3 separate regions of the Homo sapiens genome follow, and regions 2 and 3 are each linked to region 1. The links are chromatin loops, found by intact Hi-C in ENCODE. Cell type or tissue: endothelial cell of umbilical vein. All regions are shown on one strand. Links, peaks and the distances in the headings refer to the core of each region. The heading gives the core; the rest is flanking DNA.

Region 1 (8,105 bases), core at 1,714-6,713:
AATATTCAGTCATGGGAAAATGCTCATAACATATTCAAGTTAAAAACTATAAAACAGTATGCAGAATATGATCACAATTATATTTTTTTAAAACTGCCTAGAAAAAGGAGAATAAGGATGTACATCAAAATCTTAACAGTGTTTATTTCTGAGTAGAAGGATTCTTGTGGGTTTTGTATTTTCACATATTCGTGTTTTCTATAAAGTATTGAAATAATTAAATAGGTAAACCAAGAAAAGTGGTACTGACCTACAGAGCTGTCTTCTGAGTTTGATTTATGAAGAGGGTTCCTAGAAAAGAAAAACAAATCAGATTACCAGAGAGCCTTGCTTTCATGGGAGAACTGAAAATCCTCCTAACTAGTTTGACCCAGCATCAATACTACTTAATACAGCCAGGGAAATTGTTATAGGCTATTTACCACTGGCTTTTTCTACCCATCTGCTGACTTCCTAGAAATAGACTCGTGTGCCATTTGTCGACATTTATTAAAGACTCACTCGAAGGTGAGACCTGTAATATTAAATGAAGAAGACAGACTTCACTAGACGATCACTGAAGTACCTTTCATTCTGTGAACTACTAATACAAGTGAAGTTACTGCCATTGGGAAGTCTCTTGTGTAAGAGGAAAAGAGAAAGCAAATAATAATGAAAACATAAACTCAGCACCACAAATGCCACTTGGGCCCACAGATGAGTACAGTGGTCGGCTCTAGGAAAACAAAGGGGGCAGGGAGGCGGGTGAGACACCCACAACAGGATATTGAGTGTCCCTAATAAAGGGGGCGGCCAGTACACAGTTCCTCCAGTTGGTTGCTGCCAATTGGCAAGTGCAATGTCCATCCTGCTGAATCTTCCAATGTTCAAAAAGAAGACAGAAATCTGCATTTTTTTTTTTGAGACAGTCTTGCTCTGTAGTCCAAGCTGGAGTACAGTGGCATGATCTTGGCTCACTGCAACCTCCGCCTCCTGGGTTCAAGCGATTCTCCTGTCTCAGCCTCCCAAGTAGCTGAGATTACAGGTATGCGCCATCACGCCTGGCTAATTTTTGTATTTTTAGTAGAGACGGGGTTTCACCATGTTGGCCAGGATGGTCTGGAACTCCTGACCTCATGCAATCCTCCTGCCTCGGCCCCCCAAAGTGCTGGGATTACAGGCGTGAGCCACTGTGCCCAGCCAGAAATCTGTATTTTTATACAAGAGCTCTAACATTTTTAAGTGATGGTAAAGAAACCAATGTTTTTAAACATGTGTCCAAATTAATCAATACATGTCTGGGCATCGAATTTGCCTCCCACCCCAACACCTTTGGCTGCCAGTTTGTGAAGGCAGATACAGATTAACCCAAATAATCTGAAAAGTGTGCACAGCCCAAAACCAGTTCATTAAGCATTTCTCCAGAAAAAAACTTAGACAAACAAAATTTAAAGAAAGAAAGCGGGAAAGCCAAAGAAAGTTAAAATTGGTTGTATCAAAAAGGGAACGAGGTGGGCAGATCACTTGAGGTCAGGAGTTTGAGACCAGACTGGACAACATGGCAAAGCTCCGTCTCTACTAAAAATACAAAAATTAGCTAGGCGTGGTGGCACAGGCCTGTAATCCTAGCTACTCGGGAGGCTGAGGCAGGAGAATTGCTTGAATCTGGGAGGCAGAGGTTGAAGTGAGCCAAGATCGCACCATTGCACTCCAGACTGGGCAACAGAGTGAAACTGTATCACCAAAAAAAAAAAAAAAAAAAAAAAAAGGAACAGGGAACAGTAGAGTGTGGAGCAAAATCTTTCATTAGGTGTGTCCAAATCCCAGAAGGAAAATACAGTATCCTTGGGCTTACAGCCAAGGGAAACCAGAAAGAAGGCACCTGCATCAGAAGAGACACAGACACTTGGGGGATTTAAACCTGAATCTTCACTACAAGTTCACCACCAGGAAGGAAGATGGAAGAGGTGATTTTTGCATCTGAAGGCTAGGGAAGACAAGAAAGTGGGAGGCCAGGTATGAGTTACACTGAAAAAATTAGAGCAAAGGCTGAGGCAGGAGGAGAGCAGCCTGGGCAACATAGTGAGACACTGTCTCTTTAAAAAAAAAACTTCTAAAAAGTTCAACTGGGTATGGTGACATGCATCTATAGTGCTAGTTCTAGCTACTCAGGAGGCTGCAGCAGGAGGACTACTTGAGCCCAGGAGTCCGAGGTTGTAGTGAGCTATGATCACACCACTGACCTCCAAACTGGGTGACTGAATGAGACTCTGTCTCATTCAGAGGAAGAAGAATTGAATATCCTAATCACCTAAAGTGATTTTCTGCCTACCTTTTGGATAAAAGGACCTTGAGAATCTAAGGTGACCAGAGAGAGGGGAGGGAGGCTTTTTCACGCAGAGCAGCCTTTAATAAGCCACCACCCTTTGGTGTAGCTGCACTGGTGTGGGCTGACCACTGGGTGCCATTTCTGAGTGGCAGGCCCATGCCCTGCAAGCACCACCATTCTCCACGGCTGAGTGCAGAGAACTGTTGATGACCAGCACAAAAATCTGAAAGCTTTCTATTGTAAACTAAGGGAGAGTCGGAGCTAAGAACAGAATCAGGGGAGAAACCGCTAGAGAGGACAAGAGCTAGTTTTGAATTCTAGTTATTTCCCCTTATTCCTGTGCTGTGAATACAGAACATGTAAGGAAAATCTCACTTATCACCAAATTGTGCCAAAACATGGCTAGGACCTACTCTCCTTCCTCCTATCCACACAAAAATGAAAATACCTGTATTTACCTGCAAGGCTTTTAGGAGGTAGCCATTTCAAAATTTAAATCTTTCAGCCAAAATGTACTGAACAACGCACAAGTAAGGTACATGGATGAACACGAAGGAAGGGGAGCCACAGGTTAGAGACGGAGGGAGACAGGAACAAAAAAGCATAAGAAATGACGAGGGGGAAGGGGAGGAGAAGAATGAGGAAGAGAAGCAGCAAATGTAACATGCTCAGGGCCACGGGAGAAGTGGGAGCAAAATAAGAGCAAGCTAGTTGGCTGGGGACTGAGGCAGGAAATCCTTCAGAAAGAAAGAAGGGTTTCTGCTAAGTTTAGCTTCTTAATTTTTTTAAAAAATCTTACTGTGCTGTACTTTGCACTTCAAGTCATGGGACTGTGCAGCTGCCACCTTACTTCAGCGGGCTGGGGTCTGCAGCTGGTTAAACATGTTTTCTGTAAGGGGCCACCAGAGGGACAGGGAGCCCCATATGTATTTTTGTCCTCACCCTAAGGACTAGGGATGTCTTTTTTTTTTTTTTTTTTCTCCTGGAGACAGAGTCTCACTCTGCTGCCCAGGCTGGAGTACAGTGATGCGATCTCGGCTCACTGCAACCTCCACCCCCAGGTTCATGCGATTCTCCTGCCTCAGCCTCCTGGGACTACAGGCATATGACACTATGCCTGGCTAATTTTTGTATTTTTAGTAGACACGGGGTTTCACCATGTTGACCAGGCTGGACTTGAACTCCTGACCTCAGGTGATTTGCCCGCCTCGGCCTCCCAAAGTGCTGGGATTGCAGGCATGAGCCACCGTGACCGGCCAGGACTAGAGAAGTCTTGACCTAACTGCTATGGACCAAATATCCCCACCTCAGGATAAAACTTATTATGTAATAAGTGAAAACACAAATTGTGAATTTTTACTTTCCCTAAAAGTCATCAAAATACTTCAAAAAGTACACTGCAGAAAAATGTACGCTCCCACTGCTACACCATTAGCACAAAATGTGATTGCATTTTCCTCTCTGAAATGATGACTGACAATATTTTCACTATTTTTAATCTACTGTCTTCAAACTACCACACACTTTGAATAATTTTATCCTCCGGTTTGGACTTGGCCCAGGCATTGCTTGAACTTCCCCAGGATGCCAGCAGATGGCACTGTAGTTTCTTTATTCATCTTGCTGTGGTGAGTGGGATTTTGTTTTTAAAATTTCACAAGTTCACCACCTAGATGCTGGCCAAAGAATAACAAGCCCATGTTTCATAAGCGTGAGGCTCCCCAACTCATCAAATTTACAATCCTTTGAATTTTACGTTGAATCCAAATTCAATGTGTGAATTTGGATGCAGTGACTTTCTCCCTGCAAACAGAAGCTGGCATAGAAGCAGTGCAAAATGCCATCTCCTTTCTCCTTGAGAATGATTATTACAATTCATCCAGCAGGAGCAAAAATCAATGATATAACCCAAGTCCAAAAGTGGATGGCAGCAGGTGGAAGGGGTCATTTACTAATCTCCTGGTGGAAGAAATTAATGCTCAGACGTCAGCTCCAAAGAGGCCTCCTGGTAGTAGTACCTCCTTCCTCCAGCCAGAAGCCCCAGGCCTGAGGATGGTGGGCGCTGGAGCTGGATCTGCTCTTTGGACTCATCTTTTTCATTGTCAATGGGTAAAAAGTATGGTAACTTCAGCATGGATTTTGATGACCAGGAAGCAATAATTAATATTCTGCTGTGCTTTAAAAATCCATTTAAACATTTAATTATCATCAAGTATTGGATTTAAAGTCTCAGAACTGAACCTTAGCAAATATTTGTTCATCAATAACTCCTACTATTAAGACCCCAAATCTATCTGCTTAAGTGTCAACATTTTTCCTCAAGATCCCTAAACTGCTTTAGCTGTTCCTGAAGGCAAAATTCACTTAAGAAAATTCCTACATTAAGGAATTTATCAATCCCATTGAAAAATAAAAATAATTTAAGAGACAGTATCCCCAGAACTGGTTTCTTTCCTCCTACCTCTGTCTTTAACAAATTCTTTGTTAAATTGCTTTGTGTATTCATTTTCACTCATTCTTTCATTCAGTATTTATTTATTCACCTCTCAGTAGGAGTCAGGCATCCTCTGAGGTCCTGAGAACATAGCAATAAACAAGACAGATTCAAGAAGGGCGACTGCAGAGTCAAGGAGTGAGGAGAAGTTGAGGTGATGGGACAGAGAAGGCTTCTCTGAGCAGAAACCTAAATAATGAAATAACATTCACTTCCCCAGATGGGGAAAGCTGGGCAGGGGAACAGCAGGGGAGGGAACAAGAGGTCCCCTTTGGACATGCTAAGTGTGCGGTGCTTATTAAACATCCCTGTGCAGACAGTAAAGAAACAGTTGGACATGTGAGTCTAGAGCTGCAGATAAGAATTTGTAAGTGACTTGCATACTCTAAGCTCTGACTGAACACTACGAAGAGAAACATTATGAAGACTGAGCTCCAGGGCAACCCGATTTTTAGTGGTCATAAAGAGAAAGTGAGGCCCAGCAATGAGACTTAGGAGGAGCAGCCAGTGGGAGAAGGAAAAGAAGGCAGAGTGCTCCTTTACCTTTCTGGTTAGAATATTATTAAACTCCGTTTTACAAAAATTATATCGCAGCTGGGCGCAGTGTCTGACCCTGTAATCCCAGCACTTTGAGGCCGAGACGGGTGGATCACCTGAGGTCAGGAGTTCGAGTCCAGCCTGGACAACATGGTGAAACCCCATGTCTACTAAAAATACAATAATTAGCCAGGCGTGGTGGAGAGCACCTGTAATCGCAGCTACTCAGGAGGCTGAGGCAGGAGAATCACTTGAACCCAGGAGGTGGAGGTTGCGGTGAGCCGAGATTGCGCCACTGCACTCCAGCCTGGGTGACAAAGTGAGACTCCATCTTAAAAAAAAAAAAAAATTATATTGCAGTCTCTCACTCCACACAGTGGAAACTCTAGGTTGCCATATTTTCTTTTCCAGTGAGTCTACTGCTTTACAGTGGAGATCCTCGTAAGACCATAGAGTAGGAGGAGGAACACAACACAGGTCAACATGAAATTCTTTACACTTGTATAGAATTCCACCTCTCAAATGCAATACTCTCATTACCCCCCATCACAGAATAGGACTGTCACTGAGATGGGAGTGATGACATGCCTGAGGTCCAATCGTGCTGGGCAAGGGCATAACTGGGCTTGGTGGCCACGTCTCTGACTCCTGAGTTCAACACCTCACCCTCTTCCCCAGACTCCTCCTCATTTGTATAACAGAATTCCAAATTGTATACATTCTTTAACAGGATGCTTCTTTTCTATTATTTAAGGGATAGACAGAAAGGGGATACCATTACATACTGGCCCAGCTCTTGAGTAAATTGCTAAAATGATACTCAGAAGAACCTGCAAAAACAGAAAGTTTTCAACACCAAACCTCACCATGGTCTATGGAAGTATCAGAACTAAATATTCCAAGAACACTTTTCAGGAATTGACTATCTGGCTATTGCAAGACCCCCCTATCTGCTTCTAGAAGGAAAGGAAGCCAAATACTATGGCTCAAACTCATTTTTCTTCTTCTGTTTATATACAAATAGTCTAAGCTACATCCAGACAAAGACAACTCTATCTCGTTTCTACATACTGAGTCCAGCACACCAGAAAAGTGCAATGAATGGCCAAGCATAAACAAATTCCTAAAATACACTTCATGTTTTGGCTTTGATGAGCTGTCCAGAAACTTCATTATAACCAAGAAAAAAAAAAAAGAAAAGAAAAGAAAAAGAAAGGAAAGTGGTTATAACCTCATTTCCAAGAAAGGAACATATGCTATATGTTACTGGAAAACCTGTACTTAAGGGATTTTCAAAGTTCCTTAATCTTGAGTCTCAGGAAATCAACTTCTCCATTAGTTGATTTCCTGCTGAATTTGAAATCTGGTCTTTTGCTGTGTCTGGGTCTTTTCCTGCATCATCCCAGGCCTGCCAAGGCAGTCCCGAAAGCCAGTAGCAGCCTTTTCTCCACCATTTAAAAAAAAAAGCCTGACACATCTGTGCTACTGAATTGTGCATGTACAGGGGGAGGCAGGGGAAGGTTAAAAGGTTGAAGGGCTTACATTAAGAAGTAGTTAAGATTTTCATTTTCTTTATGTCCTACTTAAGTATGGATAACTGTACCTTCATATTTTGCTCCTTTCATGACAAATCATTACATGTTAAAGAAGTAATTCCTCAATTTAATATTTCTTTCTATCCTTTGGGTATCAAAGATACTTTTATCACACAAACCTATCTCCTCTGTTTAAGAGAAATAGATATGAAACAAAATTCAATTCATACTATCCACTAGTTGCCATAAAAACTCAAGAGTCACCCTTTCTCCAGCCACAGGGCCAGGACTTGGATGATGCCAGAGAGACACAGATAGCCCAAGTTGTAAGAGGTCACCTCTTACAGATTTGGTGTTGATTTGGTGTAAGATTCTCTCAGAATCCGGCAGGTGCAGGGAGTGAGTTGCCTCCTTAAATTCCATGCCCTATGCACCTCTCTTGCTTGGCCCCATGATTTAGCTTGTGAATTCACTGGCTGAGACAGAAAAGCAATTCTATTGCCAAAATCTGGCATACTGTTAGAACTCCAGGAATAATCAATATCAATGACAACATGGGTGACATTTTGTCAAGCCGGTCAAAACAATCCCCATACAGGTTTTTTCTTTCATTTCACAGTCTATTCCCAGCCTGAACTTGCTGGCTTTTTGTTACAGGGTCACCTTTATAAATGAACAAGGCAGGTGTCTGCAATACCAAAACCAAGACAATGGCCTGACCCAGCACACACATTCAGGAGTCAGGCAGAACTAGGGGTAAATGACAGCGCTGCCACCAATCTAAGCCTTGACTGTCTTTCTAAGTGCAGTTGTGATGATAAAAACAGTACCCCTTAATGGACTGTTAAGAGGATCACATGAGACAGTGAATGTTAAGAGCTTTGCGCAGTGTCTGGCACTGGGGAAGCTCCAAGGAAATGTTACTTCTTGTAACTATTCACAGAGCAGTCCCAAACTGACGAACTTAGTCTTCTCCAGCAGACTCGCTGTTCCCATTCCACCAAGTATTGCCATGAGGTATCTCCTATTCTAGAATCTAAGTTTCCAAATCACTAAGGTTCCTCCTTGTAAATTATTTTATCATTAACCTCTCTCAAATAATTGAGATGGACACAAGGATTTCTCTTCTACTTGCCACTTTATAAAAGCAATTTGTATGTTTTTTAGAATTACAAAAAACAACACACATAATGATTAAGCATGACATCAAAATCTCTTTATCCAATGGATT
Region 2 (8,105 bases), core at 1,369-6,368, 97 kb after region 1:
CTCAGGAGGCTGAGGCAGGAGAATCACTTGAACCTAGGAGGCAGAGGTTGCAGTGAGCTGAGATTGCGCCACTGCACTCCAGCCTGGATAAAAAAAAAAAAGAATAGCCAACTAGGTGCTCCATAGATATAATTCAGAAAATGCCCAAAAAGAGATCAGTCAGTTAATTTCAACTTAACTTCATTTTCTCTTAAATATTAGCCCAGTGACATTGGTCTCTTCTCTCCCCATCCTCCTCTGTGGCAACAAAGACCTTAGAAGGTAAAACATGGAGGAGGGAAGGGAGATTGGCCACTCCTGAAACACACTTCTGTGAGGCTGGTATTCTCACAGCAACATTCAAGGAGATCGCCAAGAGAATGACAGTAAGCACAAGGCACTGGGTAAGATCCTTCACCAATTGTGTTTTCATGACAGCGTTTCACTTCTTACATAAAAAACATGTATTAGTCCTCATTTGAGAATACCTTATAAAGTCAGTACATATTTTTGAAAAAATGAGACCCTTATTAGGTCAGAATATATTTTTGTAGGGTTTTTTTGTTTTGTCTTTTGTTTTTTTGAGACAGAGTCTCACTCAGTTGCCCAGGCTGAAGTACAGTGGTGTGATCTCGGCTCACTGCAAGCTCCGCCTCCCGGGTTCACTTCATTCTCCTGCCTCAGCCTCCCGAGTAGCTGGGACTACAGGCGCCCGTCACCACGCCCAGCTAGTTTTTTGTATTTTTAGTAGACACAGGGTTTCACTGTGTTAGCCAGGATGGTCTCGATCTCCTGACCTCGTGATCTGCCCACCTTGGCTTCCCAAAGTGCTGGGATTACAGGCGTGAGCCACCGCACCTGGCCAGGTCAGAATATATTTTTGAAAAAGCATGAGACTCCAAAGCAAAGAGAGAATTTAATAGGAGAAAACCAAGATGGCACTGTTAAGAGACAAGAAAAGGAAAAACCTGAAATTGAGATATTTCAACCTAGTGTGTTAACATAGGGATGACTCAAGGACTAGATGCTGGGACCAGTATTTCAAAACTTTCCACACACCAGTTCTGTGTAAATTTCCTCCTGATTCCAAATCTTGCCAACCATCTTTAAATCTCCAGTGATAGTTAATTACCTACTTGTTTTTTAGAGTTGTCTTGGGTTTTGTCTATATATCACAATTTGTTTTTTAATAAAAGATGTACAGATAGACTTAAAAGGCCACAGAATACTTTGTGTAGACAGGGACATTCGAAAGGTCACTTTCACTTGATCTATCCTTCTATCCTTCCTCACCTCTGCCTTCCACTTACAAAAGAGAAAAATGCTATTTGTTATTAACAAATTATCTATTTTGAGAATTTTTTTTGAGGAGGTGGTTGGATTTTTGTTTTTGCTGGTTTGGGTTGGGTTTTTCTTTCCTTTTTTTTTTTTTTTTTTTTGTTTTTCTTTTTTTTGAGACAATCTCGCTGTGTTGCTCAGACTGGAGTGCAGTGGCATGATCTCGGCTCATTGCAGCCTCTGCCTCTCCGGTTCAAGCGAATCTCATGCCTCAGCCTCCTGAGTAGCTGGGATTACAAGCACACACCACCACACCCAGCTAATTTTTGTATTTTTAGTAGAGATGGGGTTTCGCCATGCTGGCCAGGCTGGTCTCAAACTCCTGACCTCAAATGATCCACCCGTCTTGGCCTCCCAAAGTGCCAGGATCGCAGGCATGAGTCACCACGTCCGGCCAGGTTGGGTTTTTTTGTCATGGAAAGGGAACAGCCAGTATGGTAGAGTGGTTAAGATGCTAGGCTCTGACCTTAAGAAAGTTATTAAATTTTTTTTGTGTCTTGGAGAGAGGTATCTGCCTCAGGTATTATTTGCATTGCTGCCAAATAAAGACATAATCCATGTAGAACACTCAGAACAGTGTCTGATACCCAGAACTCCATAACGATTACTCTTATCATTAACAATGGCCACTGTTGCTTATCATTTTAATAGACTATGATGACCAACTCTTAAACTATCTTCAAAAAACTTTCCTGCATCATAATGAAATCACCTTTGCCTGAGTAGAAACAGTTTCAACATGTGAAGCAGATGTGACTACAGATGAAAACAGTCTGCAGAAGTCCCAGAGACTCATGACAAACCCAGCTTCCAAAACAGCCTTTTCCCCTCTCATAGCAGGCTGTGCCACTAAAGACAGATTCTCCCTCTGTGCTGCATTCCTGGAACAAGCAGCCAGTCTCTCTACCTTGCACACGCTGATGATTTCTAGTTGTTTCACTTAAGCACATCCAGGTACTCTCCCCAACACGTACAGCTCTGCCAGGCCAATGCACGTGTCTGTTTCCTTCATAACTCTTTGCAGCTCCACCACAATGTTGCACAAGGCAGGCATTTACTAAAAGCTCCACAAGTGAATGGATCCGTATCTTCCAGAGTAAGAGACAGCATGCAACTTCCCACATCATATGAATGCCTTGAAAATTATTTGTTTTTGTTCCATTTGATCAAGTTTGTAAAACAAGCTAAATGCCTTCTATTGACTTCCTGATATTTGTGGATTCAGAGCCCAGGAAGATTCTTGTATCTATATCAGACAACAAATAGAACCCCGTGTGTGTGTGTGTGTGTGTGTGTGCGCGCGCGTGCGCGCGCATGTGGGGGAGGTTGGAAGGATGAGAATTAAGGGGAAAATTTCCATTTATTGAGCATCTGTATACCTATACTACATTGTCGGTATTCTTGTACATCATTTCAATTAATGCACAACACCAATGAGGACATCAAAGCAGGAAGGTTCCATGTCCACTGCCACATGGCTAACAAAGAGCTGGTCCTAGCTGGGAGCAGTGGCTCACACCCGTAATCCCAACACTTTGGGAGGCTGAGGCAGGTGGATCACTTGAGGTCAGGAGTTTGAGACCAGCCTGGCCAACATGGTGAAAACCCGTCTCTACTAAAAACACAAAAATTAGCTGAGTGTGGTGGCTTGCGCCTGTAATCCCAGCTACTCAGGGGGCTGAGGCAGGAGAATCACTTGAACCTGGGAGGCAGAGGTTACAGTGAGTCGAGATCGTGCCACTGCATTCCAACCTGGGCAACAGACTCTGTCTAAAAAACAAAAAAAGAAAAAAGAGAGCAGATCCTGGCTTCAAATCCATTCCTGTCTACTCCAAAATCTGCCTTCACCACCACAGAAGTACGGGCTCACTGCAGTTGGGCACACAACAAGCTTAAGCTAACCTTACTGCTTATTTAAACTATAAAGCCATCTACTGAGGCCTTCCACAGAAAGTAATCCCCACCCCATAATATTTTAAAATAAAACTTAGGGTTAGTTAACAGTACTCCTGAGATGCCTACAGTGTACAGTTGAATAATTCACTTAACCTGAATTGAGGAAACATATGGCTGGGTGCTTGGCCAGGCCAAATTGCCACATCCTCCACTCCATTATTTCTTCCTGAGGCTGGGCTTGCGGTAGACCCCGCAGCCCTGAACGACTCCACCCACAGGCCCCATGGGAAAAGCTGTGACTGAAATGCTGGCACAGCCGCTGCCACCCAGGCACTCGAGGCCTCCGAGGGGTGTCCCCCTCCTGGGCTTTTCACCCCAGCACTGCAGATAAGAAAATGAAATGGAAGTAAGGAGCCAGGGGGATGGGGGCAGCAGCTCCGTCCATCCCCACCAACTCCATCACCCCAACCTGGGGCAGAAGACCTGGACTTGTAACTCACAGACTAGGAAGCATAGGCCAGATACAGATAGAGGCTTCACCTCAGCTGGCTGCAGAGGGCAGGAGGGCTGCGTGTCATCACATCCTGCTTCACCCTGGTCCACCCTCCCCAAGGAAAGCTTCCTGAGGAAATCCTGACTGCTACAGAGAAATGGGTGGTTCAGCCCGAGGACGTAAACAAGAGCAATGTGTTTTGTTCTGTTTCCCTGCAGACCTGCGCAGGGCCTCTGGCTAAACAATTCTTTGGCAGCCATGCAACTAAAAACCAAGCTAAGCGGTGGCTCAGACAACTAAAACTTGTAAGTAAGAATGTGCATGGTCAGACTCAACTGAGGATTGCTAAAAGGACTGAGGTGTGTTCTCACCTAAGTTTTTAGCTTAAGGAAGCATAATTATAAACCGCGATTACTTTTGCACCAACCTAATACAATAACAAAAAGATACACTGTGGCCAGGTGCGGTGGCTCACGCCTGTAATCCCCGCACTTTGGGAGGCCGAGGAAGGTGGATCACCTGAGGTCAGGAGTTCGAGACCAGCCTGGCCAATGTGGTGAAACCCTGCCTCCACTAAAAATACAAAAATTAGCCAGGTATGGTGGCAGGCGCCTGGGAGGCAGAGGTTGCAGTGAGCAGAGATCACGCCATTGCACTCCAGCCTGGGCAACAGAGCAAGACTCAGTCTTAAAAAAAAAAAAAAAAAAGCTACCCACTAGTTACAGAATCCATCAGAACCCAAAGATGATGAGAAGGAAGGGAAATTACTTGCAGAAGCGTATCCAAATGGAATCCTTGGCTTATGCCTGTAATCCCAGCACTTTGGGAGGCAGACGGGCAGGATCAGGAGGTCAGGAGTTTGAGACCAGCCTGACCAATACGGTGAAACCCCGTCTCTGCCAAAAATACAAAAATTACGCGGGCTTGGTGGCCCGTACCTGTAATCCCAGCTACTCAGGAGGCTGAGGCAGGAGAATCGCTTGAACCTGGGAGGCAGAGGTTGCAGTGAGCTGAGATCGCACCATTGCACTCCAGCCTGGGCAACAAGAACAATACTCCATCTCAAACAAACAAACAAACAAAACAAATGGAATCCCTATTTTCTTTTAGTTTTACAAATGACAAAATTCAGGCCCAAACCTAAATGCTTGCCGAGCTTATACTCAGGATCCAGACATTGCAAGTCAGACACCAGAAATGCACCATCGCCCCACCAAGTCCGGACAAGACTTTAAATGAAGTTCTTCTTGTTCTGTTGTCTGCTCGTCTCCTTCCAAGTATCCAATATTTTCTTGTGTCTATATCTTAGCAACTAAGTTCCTCAGCACAGTGTCTACCTTTCTTAAACTTCTTCTCAAAAATGATCTCTATGGGTTTTTTTTGGTTTGTGTTTTTGAGACAGGCTCTCCCTCTTTTGCCCAGGCTGGACTGCAGTGGCGCGAACACAGCTCACTGCAGCCACAATGTCCCAGGCTCAAGCAATCTTCCCACCTCAGCCCTCCAAGTAGTTGGAAATACAGGCAGCGCTACCATGCCTGGCTAATTTTTTTTTTTCTTTTCTTTTTTGAGACAGAGTTTCACTCTATCCCCCAGGCTGGAGTGCAGTGGTGCCACCTCGGCTCACCGCAACCTCCACCTCCCAGGTTCAAGCAATTCTCCTGTCTCAGCCTCCTGAGTAGCTGGGATTACAGGCGCACGCCACCACGCCTGGCTAATTTTTGTGTTTTTAGTAGAGATGAGGTTTCACCACTTTGGCCAGGCTGGTCTCAAACTCCTGACCTCAGGTGATCTGCCTGCCTTGGCCTCCCAAAGTGCTGGGATTACAGGCACGAGCTACCCTGCCCGGCTAATTTTTGTATTTTTTTTTTGTAGACATGGGGTTTCATCATGTTGTGCAAGCTGGTCTCGAACTCCTGAGCTCAACGATCCACCCACCTCAGCCTCCCAAAGGGCTGGGATTATAGGGATGAGCCACTACACCCAGGCAAAAATGATCTTTATATTCCTAGCTCCATCTCTCCTTCAGTTAAAGCTCCCATTATGTGAGCCATTTCAGCAAGGGAGAGCAAGACATCAAAGGTGCTTAAGGATCGATCATGGAGGATGCATCATTTGAATTCTTAAAGGGAAATATGGTCATGAGGTGGGCAAGAATGAGATGTACTTCAGTATGACCCCCTCCTCATCACCTCTACCAGGAGAACCAACAATATCTTTGCAGAGAACTCTGTGCCCTGCAAGATGTCTCAGTTAAAAAAAAAAAAAAGATAGTAAAAGAATTTGATCCAATAAAACAAAAAATGGCCATCAGGCTTCCTAAATACTGTAAATGTCAAATGACTGATACAAATAGTAGGTGCTAAAGAATGTGCAAAGAAGAGAAATACTGATTTTGCAATGTCAACAGACCATACGATTTAAAAAAGCAATCATGGGTTGTAAATCATATGATAATGAGGCATGACAGCTGGGAGCTAGCTTGATCACAAAGTACCTGACACAGTGAAATACTTGAAGGGAAAATTTTCTTTTTCCTCTCCTTTCTTTTTTTTTTTTGTGACAGAGTCTCACTTTGGTGCCCAGGCTGGAGTGCAGTGGCACGATCTCAGCTCACTGCAACCTCCGCCTCTCAGGTTCAAGTGATTCTCCTGCCTCAGCCTCTCAAGTAGCTGGGATTACAGGCACATACCACCATGCCTGGCTAATTTTTGTATTTTTGGTAGAGATGGGGTTTCACTATGTTGGCCAGGCTGGTCTCCCACTCCTGACCTCAGGTGATCTGTCTTCCTAAGCCTCCCAAAGTGCTGAGATTACAGGCATGAAGCACTGTGCCCGGCCGGAGGGAAAATTTTTGTTAATCATGGAATGTTCTTAATTTTTTAATATTGGTATCTTTGACTCCATGCTTCATTTGTACTATTTTGCAATGTTTCCTATGGTCAGAACCCTTGGGGATGATGCAGACTCTATCCTTGTGTTCTTCCCATTTCCCGTGGCAGAACCTATTCTCATCTTGACCTTGTATCTACAGAAACCTTCCTTTTGGACTTGAGTCATTTCCTGTCCCAACTATAGCAACTGCTAGCCTTACGTTCTTCTTGAATATTGAATTGTGAACTCTAAACGTGCTCAGGACAGGCAACTTTCACGTTTCAACTTCCACCCTACATTAGTTAGGAGTCTACACTCTTGCTTTTGTAATCCATCGCTGAGCTTGATTCAAAATTACTGATTCCACTGTCATTCTTTTAATTGAGTATGGTCCTCTCCACACACCCCATCGACTTCCCACAGCTAATGGTGAGTGTGTGTGTCCCCAAAGGAAAGTGGAGCAGTGGTGAGCCATCTCTCAAGACTTCAGGGGACCTTTCCCTTCGTGACCATGAATCATCTTCCTTCTCGATCTCAACGTGAAAACTTTCCTTTTCCTCTGCTAATAAGAAGTTTCTTAATAGGATGTCTGCTGGGCTGTGTAATAATCTCCAAAGGGAAGTGATGGAGGTTTTGGCATGAGTCATTGACGTGGAGCTGGAGGAAGTAATGGGCAGTAATGGACCAGAGGGAGCAGTCCTTTACCAACAGGATGGGCTGCCGATGAGCTGGGAAATTTTATTTTTCTAACTCTCCATTTTTATATTACTTGGTGAGGACATTTCTCTCAATGCATTTACTCTGAATGAATGGTGGGCATTAATATTAATTTATTCAGGGATCAGAACTTTTTAGAATGTATGTCCCATTAGAGTTTAATTAAAATGTCCATTATAGAATCCACAGGGAATAAAATATCCTATAAGTGGTTTCCATTTTCTCCATATCCTCTTTTACTTTCATTGCTAACCCTCAGCAATCCAGCAAGGAGTGATTTCTGACTCTCCAAATCTTGTAAGATGCCTGCACATCTTACACAGCCTCAAAGACCAGGGAGTGAGGTGGTACCAGGAGGGGTCTGAAGCAGAGGTTAAGAAGAGCCTCAATCGGCCGGGCGTGGTGGCTTATGCCTGTAATCCCAGCACTTTGGGAGGCCGAGACGGGTGGATCACGAGGTCAGGAGTTCAAGACCAGCATGGCCAAGATGGTGAAACCCCGTCCCTACTAAAAATACAGAAAATTAGCCGGGTGTGGTGGCGGGCGCCTGTAATCCCAGCTACTCAGGAGGCTGAGGCAGAGAATTGCTTGAATCTGGGAGGTGCAGGTTGCAGTGAGCGAAGATCGTGCCACTGCACTCCAGCCTTGGCAACAGACCAAGACTCCATCTCAAAAAAAAAAGAAGTGTTGGGAGGCCCAGGCAGGCGCATCATTGGAGCCCAGGAGTTTGAGGCCAGTCTGGGCAACATGGTGAAACCCTGTCTCTACAAAAAAATAAATAAATAAAAAAAATAAAGAAGAGCCTCAATCA
Region 3 (8,105 bases), core at 1,369-6,368, 320 kb after region 1:
TCGTCTTTATTTGGGTTCTACTTGAGATTAATTGTGGCCTGCCCCACACTTTACCTAACTGCTTTTTATGTTAACCTAAGCTACCCCAATACCCATTAGCACTGAGTGCCATTAGCAGTGATATTACCTCCTTGACTACTCATGCTGAACTCACGTGTAATAACAATGAGGTAGGCTATTAGGAAGAATTCGTCTTACACAGCACGACTGAAAAACACTTCTAAGTCTTCCCCAAGTGATATAAAATGCACCAAAAGTTATAACAAGAGAACATCCAATCTCCATAAATGGCTCTATTTGTCAGTAGCTTTATTTTCAATACCAATTGTTGGAAAGTAATGTACTTCTATCCACGTTTCAAACTGTACTTACTGGTAACTAATTTGCACAGCCTGAGAGATATTTATTTGGGATGACATTGAACTGAGCTTTCAATATTTCTGATCTCCATCTTCTCTTTGGATAGGCCATCTCTGACAGAGCAAGAGTCAAAAAATATGTATTTGAAATCTGCTGATTGTCATTTGGTTGCAGTGCTTTATTTGGAAAAACTACTTCCAGGAACTGTGTTGGGATGCCAAAGCTGACTAGACTGCACCTTTGCCTTTAACATTACAGATTTTAAAAAAAGTTAAAAAAACAAAAAACCCTCATTTTTTTCAAGCAATATCCCATATACTTACAGTCCAACTGATATTTATTGACTATCTCTGACATGAATAGCTCTAATAAGTTATTTTCCTATTCGATGACACAAAGGGATGAAACAACCAAAACAGCTGTCAGATTAAGAATGCTGTTGTCACCATCAATTAAATCCCTTTGCTAGATAGCTCTGACCACGCACCTGTTTCCTTTCCTTTTCCTTTTTTTTTTTTAAATGGAGAGCTACTCTCCCCCCCTTCCCCTTCTCCTTGTATTGAAAGAAAGGCAGGAGGGGAAAGGGACGATAATTTAGCTGAAGGTCAACTAGGGCACCTGCTAATGGCTCCCTCTCCTCCCATCACTGATTGCCTGAAAATAGGAAATCAGCCCAAATCTATTGTTGTGATCAGGGAGCAAAAGCTGTAATGCTGGTGAGTGAGCACGTGCTTCTTCCTGCCTCTTTTTCCTTCGAAGAAAAATGATTACTACATTTAACTGACACACTGTAGAGCAAATCCCTTCTTTAGAGCTCATCAGTCTGAAGGGTGATGGGGATGCGGCCCAGAAGAACTGGTCTCCCCTGATGAAAACACCTGCTGCCAGAGCCGCCCACCGCCTCTTTCCTCTCGCTTCCCTCACGTTTCCATGGTTCAAGGTGATCCTTAAAACCATGGATGAAGTGTGAGGCTTGCAATGTGTCAGCACCTAAAAGTGGGTACGCTAGGGTATCCTGGATTTTCCTGTGTTTGGGAGAATAATCAGCGATGACTCAGTTCTAAGAGCAGGCCAGACCCATGATGGGGAGAGAAAAAGCAACTGTGAGAAGCTGATGGTGTCCCAGCCTGCATCCAGTCTGACCCTTGTCTGTCCTTCCAGACAGGATATGAGCAAAGTTACCTAGCAGCACCAGCGGGAACTGAGCCAATGAAAACCCCCTGCCCTGCTGCATTCTAATTTCACAGGTGCCCCCGCCTTCCGGGCACAACAGGAAATGAGTCAAGGCAATGATGATAATGAGAGGAAGAAAAAAAGTGCTTCCTCTGTACAAAATGCTTACACACAGGTAATCTCATCTTTTAATTGACTTCTTCCTCAATGCAAAGCAGGTTATTGTCCTTATCTTTAAGAATGAAGACATAGATTTTCTGAGAGAGGTGAAGGTGATGTATGAGGTCACATGAAGGTCACAGCTAGGAGCTGACTCAGCTCATGACACCTCTCGGAAGACGGGGAAATTTCCAACTGAACTTTTTGTAGTTAATACTTGAAAACTTTTGCCTCTCATGAGACTAGGTTTTTTTGAATATTATTTTAAAATGTTTTATTTCCTGACAGTATACAATCTTTATGGTAGGTAATATATTCTTAGAGATGCCAAGAAAAAAAAATTATTATCACCATCTACAAACCACTGTGAATTTTTGTGCTTCCATGGGATACTAAGAGTCAAAGACTTTTTATATTTTTAAATCTATCATTTACCTTTTAGCAAGTATCTGGTTAGTAACTTGGCATAATGTTTTACTCTCTTCATTTTTTTTTTTTAAGAGACAGTCTTGCTCTCTCACTCTGATGGGAGTTCAGTGGCACTATCATAGCTCACTGCAGCCTCGAACTCCTGGGCTCAAGCAATTCCTCCTACTTCAGCCTCCTGAGTGGCGGGGACTACAGTAGTGCGCCACCAGGCTAATTGTTTTATTTTTTGGAGATACAGCATCTCTCTATGTTGCCCAGGCTGGTCTCGAACTCCTGGCCTCAAGCAATCCTCCTGCCTCAGCCTACCAAAGTGTTGGGATTACAGGTGTGAACCACCGTACCCAATCTCTTTTTCATTTATTAAATGAAATTAATCAAATTTACCTGATTTGAAAATTTGAAAACAATAAACTGCTAAGCATACCTGTATTTTGGCTTTAGTTTAAAAAGTGAAAGATGGCAAATGTTTCTTCAATTAAAAATGCAGTCACAATATAAGCATAAAATAACTCATATAACATATTAGGACTACCCAGGAAACAACATATGCAATAAAAAAAATAGTGACAAATATAGAAATACTGAATTTGTAAGGTCATTCAACTTTTTGTACTCCAGCAGCAACAGATTATGAACTGGTTTTATTAAGCACTGTAGCCCCAATAATTAATTTAAAGGTTGCAGCTAGCACAGTGTCTGGCCCAAATAAAGTATTGAGTTAATATATGTTCCCTGATTAGCTTGCTTCAACTGCTTCACAAAGTTTACTTACATTGAAAAATCATGTTGTACCTAATAAATACATCGAATTTTTATGTCAACTATACCTTTTAAAGTATTATACATATATAGTCTCTAAATAATAACTAAATGAGCTGGTGTTATAATGAATCTGTTTCATGATTTTGAATTATTTTACAATAACGGTAACGGAATTCTTAAAGTCTTTAGCAAAATAAACATACGTTCATTCTGTACCTATTTTTGGATCTATAAATCATGAAGTAAAAAGTATTCAGGCCACTCAAATGACATATAATTGGACATAAAGCCTGTGGTAGCATGATTTTAATTTTAGGAGAAATTAGTCTCTCTGTAGACTTTATTCTTATGAAACACTCTCCTATTTCGTTTTTCCTTTTCTTCTATTCCTCCCAGTCGCTGCTCTTAGACATCATCAATGTGCTTGTGTGTATAAAAGGCCGTGGCTCCATTGCGCCCCCTGGTGTGAAGTGTTTGTTCCACCAGAACTCCGAATGTCCAGAATTCCATCTCCATTTTGCTTTGAAACATTGAGTTGACTATTAATATGACCATATTAATGTGATCAAAATAAAAAAGCAACAAAACAAAATTGAGAGAGGACCCTAACCTCTGAGCTCCATCTTCCACCACCAAGTCAATTTTAGTCCATTCACAAGGCTTCAAAAGATTTTAAAAAATACACTGTGTAATGATTCAGGCCTCTATATAGGTGGTAAATGGCAAAGTGCCCATCATCACTTTTTTCTGGACTCATAACTAAGTTATACTATCTCAGGCCCTAGCACAGAATCAAACATAATCTCACATTAGACCCACTCAGTACAATTTTATGAGACATTCTTTCTTGCAGACACCAAGCCAGCCCACAAATATCACAAACTGTGTAAAATACATTCATTTTTATTCTGATGTGATATTCCATATTATGGACTATTTTGTTACTTTAGATTTGTTGCTCTCAGTGGTGATATTATCCAGTTGATGATTTGATTTTCTTTTTGTTCTCATAGCCCCAGATGGACTACAAATACAATATAATCAGTCCCTAACATACGAGTGAGCAGTGTTCCTAAAGTGTATATATAACTTAGTCATTTGGAACTCAAAATACATTTTCCCACAGAAAAAAATTTAAAATATGATAATTCGTTTCCAAGGGTAACCCCTAAAATCAATTTAACCCAGATTGAATTGGAAATATTTTACTAACAGTACCATTTCTACTAAAGTTGGCCAACCATTTATAAAATTATTTGTCCAGGAAAATGAATTCTGAGGTTTACCTTAGGACTACCAGAAACACTCCTCTCTTTCAGAGAAGTAGAAAGACCATCTGGCTTCTGACTGGGGGGCTGCAGGGGGTCTGGCTGGAGTGACCACGCAGATACTCTTTAAGGGCTGGCATGTGCATGGGTGAGGAGAAAAAGGCAGAATTCATACCATTTCCCCAAATCACTACCCGGCCTCTGTCCTACTGTATGGGAAGAACGCTCAGTATTAGATGATTTCGCATTTAGGAGCACGTAAATCCTTCAGCTGAAAGATGCCACGGCATCTACTGTGCTTTCAGGGACTCTCCCCAGACACACAGTGAGAAAGGGATTATGAAATGTAGGAGAAAGCACGCACCCACTCACTTATCAGCACACTCAGTGATCCCTGTGATATTACAGCTACTCTGACAGGTGCTGGGGATACAGAGGATAGAGATGGATAAGGAACTGTCCCTGTCCAACGGGCTCACATTCTAAGCAGGAGTGACAGATATCTATCTAAAGGGTGGTCTGCAAGCATAATAGAAAACACAAGCAAGCATTGTGTTGTAACTTCAGGGGGCTTACATGATAGCTGGGGATACATAATCAACAACCAAAAATTAAATCGGAATAAAGAACATAATATTTCAGATGTCACAAAGGAAACTAGAAGCAAGAGGTGAGGGAATAGTGTACCCTGTTCCTTGACCATAGAACCCCCCTTTTCCCATGGAATATCTTACATCACTCAGAACATAACTGTGACATGAAAGAAAACTCAAGGATATTTGAGTGTGGAAAATAAGTAGTATAAATCCAAGAGAGGGAGAAACTTTTAATTAAGCCATGCTAGGTTAACCCCTGTGCTTATCTTTGCTTCTGTCCAAATTTCTCTAAAAAGGTAATAAAGATAACAAAAATAATGGAAGTACACAAGGGATAAGAGAGAATGAGAGAGCAGACAAGGTGATTAAATTCTGAAACATGGACAGCTGAACGCAGGGAGTAACAGACAGAGCAGAGAGAAGAAACCCAAAACTCAAGGCTGGTAGTGGAGTGTCAACAAGAAATTATGTGTTTTGCACCAAAGAACTCCAGCATGTCCTAGGAATTGGAAGCCACAGGTGCCCGGAGTTGAAATGGAACTCGCTGAATTGGTGCAGTTGAACCCTCCATCCTCCTTCCCCAGCCAGTCCCTTCAGCTCCCAGGGGAAGCAGGTTTACTTGCTGGAGAGGAGGAATCACAGAGGCTGTGGAAATGGGAAGGAGACAGGTCATGCAAACACAGGAGTTGGGAGAAGGTATGTCCTTCCCACCTCTGTGCCCCATTTGCATCTCAGAACATTGTCTGACAACTACTAATCTGAGTTGATAACCTCTATTCAGGGGAGGTTAGAGTGTTTTACTCAGGGGCAATGGATCAGCAAGGGGATGGGGGGGATTAATACTTGGGGTCTTCCAAAGCAATGTCTAGGTCCACTGGTAAGACATGAAGTTCATTTGTGCACAAAGAGCATCTGATCAGAATTTTAACACTTCTCTCTTAGACACAAATGGGCTATTAAGGTCATGGGACTTGTGAGAAAACTCCAAAACATTAGATGGAACTCAGAGGAAACAGATTAATTCAGAGAGCAGAAAAAAATTTCCTAAAGGATTATCGTTAGTGTCCTTACGAAGTTATAAGAGGAAAGCATTCATTAACAAAAAGGAGAAAGAAACAAAAAGCACACAACAATAAGAAAGAGCTCTTAGAAATTTCAAAAGAAGAGAAGAAACTAGAAGAATTGTAATGATTCCAATACACACAAAAAGACAAACGTTTAAGGTAATGGATAAACTGGTTATCCTGATTTGATCATTATACATTGTACCCAAGTATCAAAATATCAGACACCCACAAAATATGTACAATTGTAACATATCAATTAAGTTTTTTAAAAAGAAATGAAAACACTAATAATAATAAAAAAATTTAAAACTTTAATAGAAAAGCTGGATGACAAAGTTTAGTATATGTTCTAGAAAGTAAAACAAAAAAGTCACGCTGGGCGCTTTGGCTCATGCCTGTAATCCCAGCACTTAGGGAGGCCGAGGTGGGTGGATCACCTGAGGTCAGGAGTTCAAGACCAGCCTGGCCAACATGGTGAAACCCCGTCTCTACTAAAAATACAAAAATTAGCCAGGCATGGTGGCAGGTGCTTGTAATCCTAGCTACTCAGGAGGCTGAGGCAGGGGAATAGCTTGAACCTGGGAGGTGGAGGTTGCAGTGAACCAAGATTGCACCATTGCACTGCACTCCAGCCTGGGTGACAGAGCAAGACTCCAAAAAAAAAAAAAAAAAAAAAAAAGCCGAAAAGATGAAAAATAGGGGAGAAGAGAAGAGATGAGAAAACTAGAATACCATAGATGAGATATGATCATATATCTAACTAACAGGAGTTTCAAAAAGCCAGATAAAGAAGAGAGAAGAAACTTACGAGGAACAGGAATTTATAGATTGAATGAGCCCACACAAGAGTAGCACAATAAATAAGAAAAATTCATACCAAGGCATATTGTTGTGAAATTTTACGGTTTACAGAGAACTTCTTTAAATGTTTTTTCTTGGGGCAGGGAACACTAAATCACATACAAGAAATTGGGTATCAAAATATCTTTGAACAATAGTACCACTAGGAAGCTTGAAAATAGTGCAAAGATTTCAGTGATTCTAAGAGAAAATGATGTGCCATCTAGAATATAATATTGATCTAACTAACAAATGCAGTACTCAAAACAATCATATTCAGGCAGAATAGTAATAGTAACACAAAAATTTGCCCCTGTTGTATTTATTCTCAGGACGTTGCTGGTGAGTGTGCACCACCAAAATGAAAGAGCAAGTCACATGACAGAAAGAGATGGAATCAGGGAAACAGGAAATCCCATATGGGAGCAAAGGGAAGGGAGTTCCCTGAATGATGGTGATAGTAGCTTCCAGAACATATATTGTTTGTAGGGTGCAGCAAAAGAGCAAGGGTTTTAGAAGGAATGCTTCCACAAACAAAAAGGGAAGTTATTTTATTATCTGATGGTTTGACAACATTAGGAAAAATTTGTATAGTTCTTTTAGAAAAGTTAGGGCTGAATTCATGATGAATAAAAAGAAAAGGAAGCAAACAAACATGCAAAGAGACCAAGGAAATGATTAACTCCAGAGAAAACAAAACCTTGAGCAAGAAAAAAAAAAAAAAGAAAATGATAGTAAACTACATGACTCAGCTGTGAACAGTACTTACATAATTATAAGCAATATAGCATTGATATAAATATAAACTGTAATTAAGTTTCATTTGAAGTATGGTGGAAAGTAGTGTGTGTGTGAGGATGGGGCAAGAAGGGTGAGATTGGGTAAGAAGGAAGTCAATAATGCATATAATTTAAAAATAAATATACATTGGCCGGGCGTGGTGGCTCATGCCTGTAATACCAGCACTTTGGGAGGCCGAGGCGGGTGAATCACTTGAGGTCAGGAATTTGAGACCAGCCTGGCCAACATGGTCAAACCCCATCTCTACTAAAAATACAAAAAAAATTAGCTGGGCATGGTGACAGGTGCCTGTAATCCCAGCTACTTGGGAGGCTGAGGCAGGAGAATCACTGGAACCTGAAAGGTGGAGGTTGCAGTGAGCCAAGATTGTGACACTGCACTCCAACCTGGGTGACAAGAGTAAGACTGTGTCTCAAAAAAAAAAAAAAAAAGTAAATAAATATACATCCAGTTAAGCATGTAATGTACTGATATGGGGGTAAATACTAAAGGACTTGAAAGTGATTGTCTCTGTAGAGTGGGAAATTAGGAGCAAGGAGATGGGAGAGAATACTTGTTTTTCTTTATCAAGCTTGCTGTACTATTAACCTGTTAAAACTATCTATATGCATTGCTTTGTTAAATACAAGAACTCAATGAAAAACAATGTT

What was found. A loop is a pair of places that touch in the nucleus more often than their neighbours do. Peaks named below come from ENCODE experiments on the same cell type or tissue, not always from the same donor. Only the 100,000 strongest peaks of a DNase experiment are listed, where the experiment ranks them.
Region 2: it touches region 1 in a loop (4-fold over the local background); 3 of 110 quality-filtered maps call a loop at or near these places.
Region 3: a loop joins it to region 1, with 6 times the contacts of the local background. A loop is called at or near these places in 15 of 110 quality-filtered maps.

The regions. Positions count from the first base shown.
Region 1 is chr6:148,460,731-148,468,835 of GRCh38, reverse strand. It overlaps SASH1 (SAM and SH3 domain containing 1), which reads right to left. Exons shown (of 20, transcript NM_015278.5): 5 at 251-291. Among named protein-coding and RNA genes, the nearest start is that of SASH1, 120 kb to the right of the region's middle. In endothelial cell of umbilical vein, for the core only: a CTCF peak has its summit at 3,891 (motif pointing right); DNase peaks (open chromatin) are centred at 3,925 and 6,615; H3K27ac peaks cover 1,717 bases.
Region 2 is chr6:148,363,280-148,371,384 of GRCh38, reverse strand. The region is part of intron 1 of SASH1 (SAM and SH3 domain containing 1); the gene reads right to left. Among named protein-coding and RNA genes, the nearest start is that of SASH1, 24 kb to the right of the region's middle. RefSeq lists enhancers at 3,087-3,962, 3,963-4,839 and a silencer at 6,526-6,726. In endothelial cell of umbilical vein, for the core only: no CTCF peak of the experiment used is centred there; a DNase peak (open chromatin) is centred at 3,854; H3K27ac peaks cover 4,963 bases.
Region 3 is chr6:148,140,348-148,148,452 of GRCh38, reverse strand. No RefSeq gene overlaps it. Among named protein-coding and RNA genes, the nearest start is that of SASH1, 200 kb to the left of the region's middle. RefSeq lists an enhancer at 823-2,022. In endothelial cell of umbilical vein, for the core only: a CTCF peak has its summit at 3,334 (motif pointing left); DNase peaks (open chromatin) are centred at 1,552 and 3,312; H3K27ac peaks cover 2,019 bases.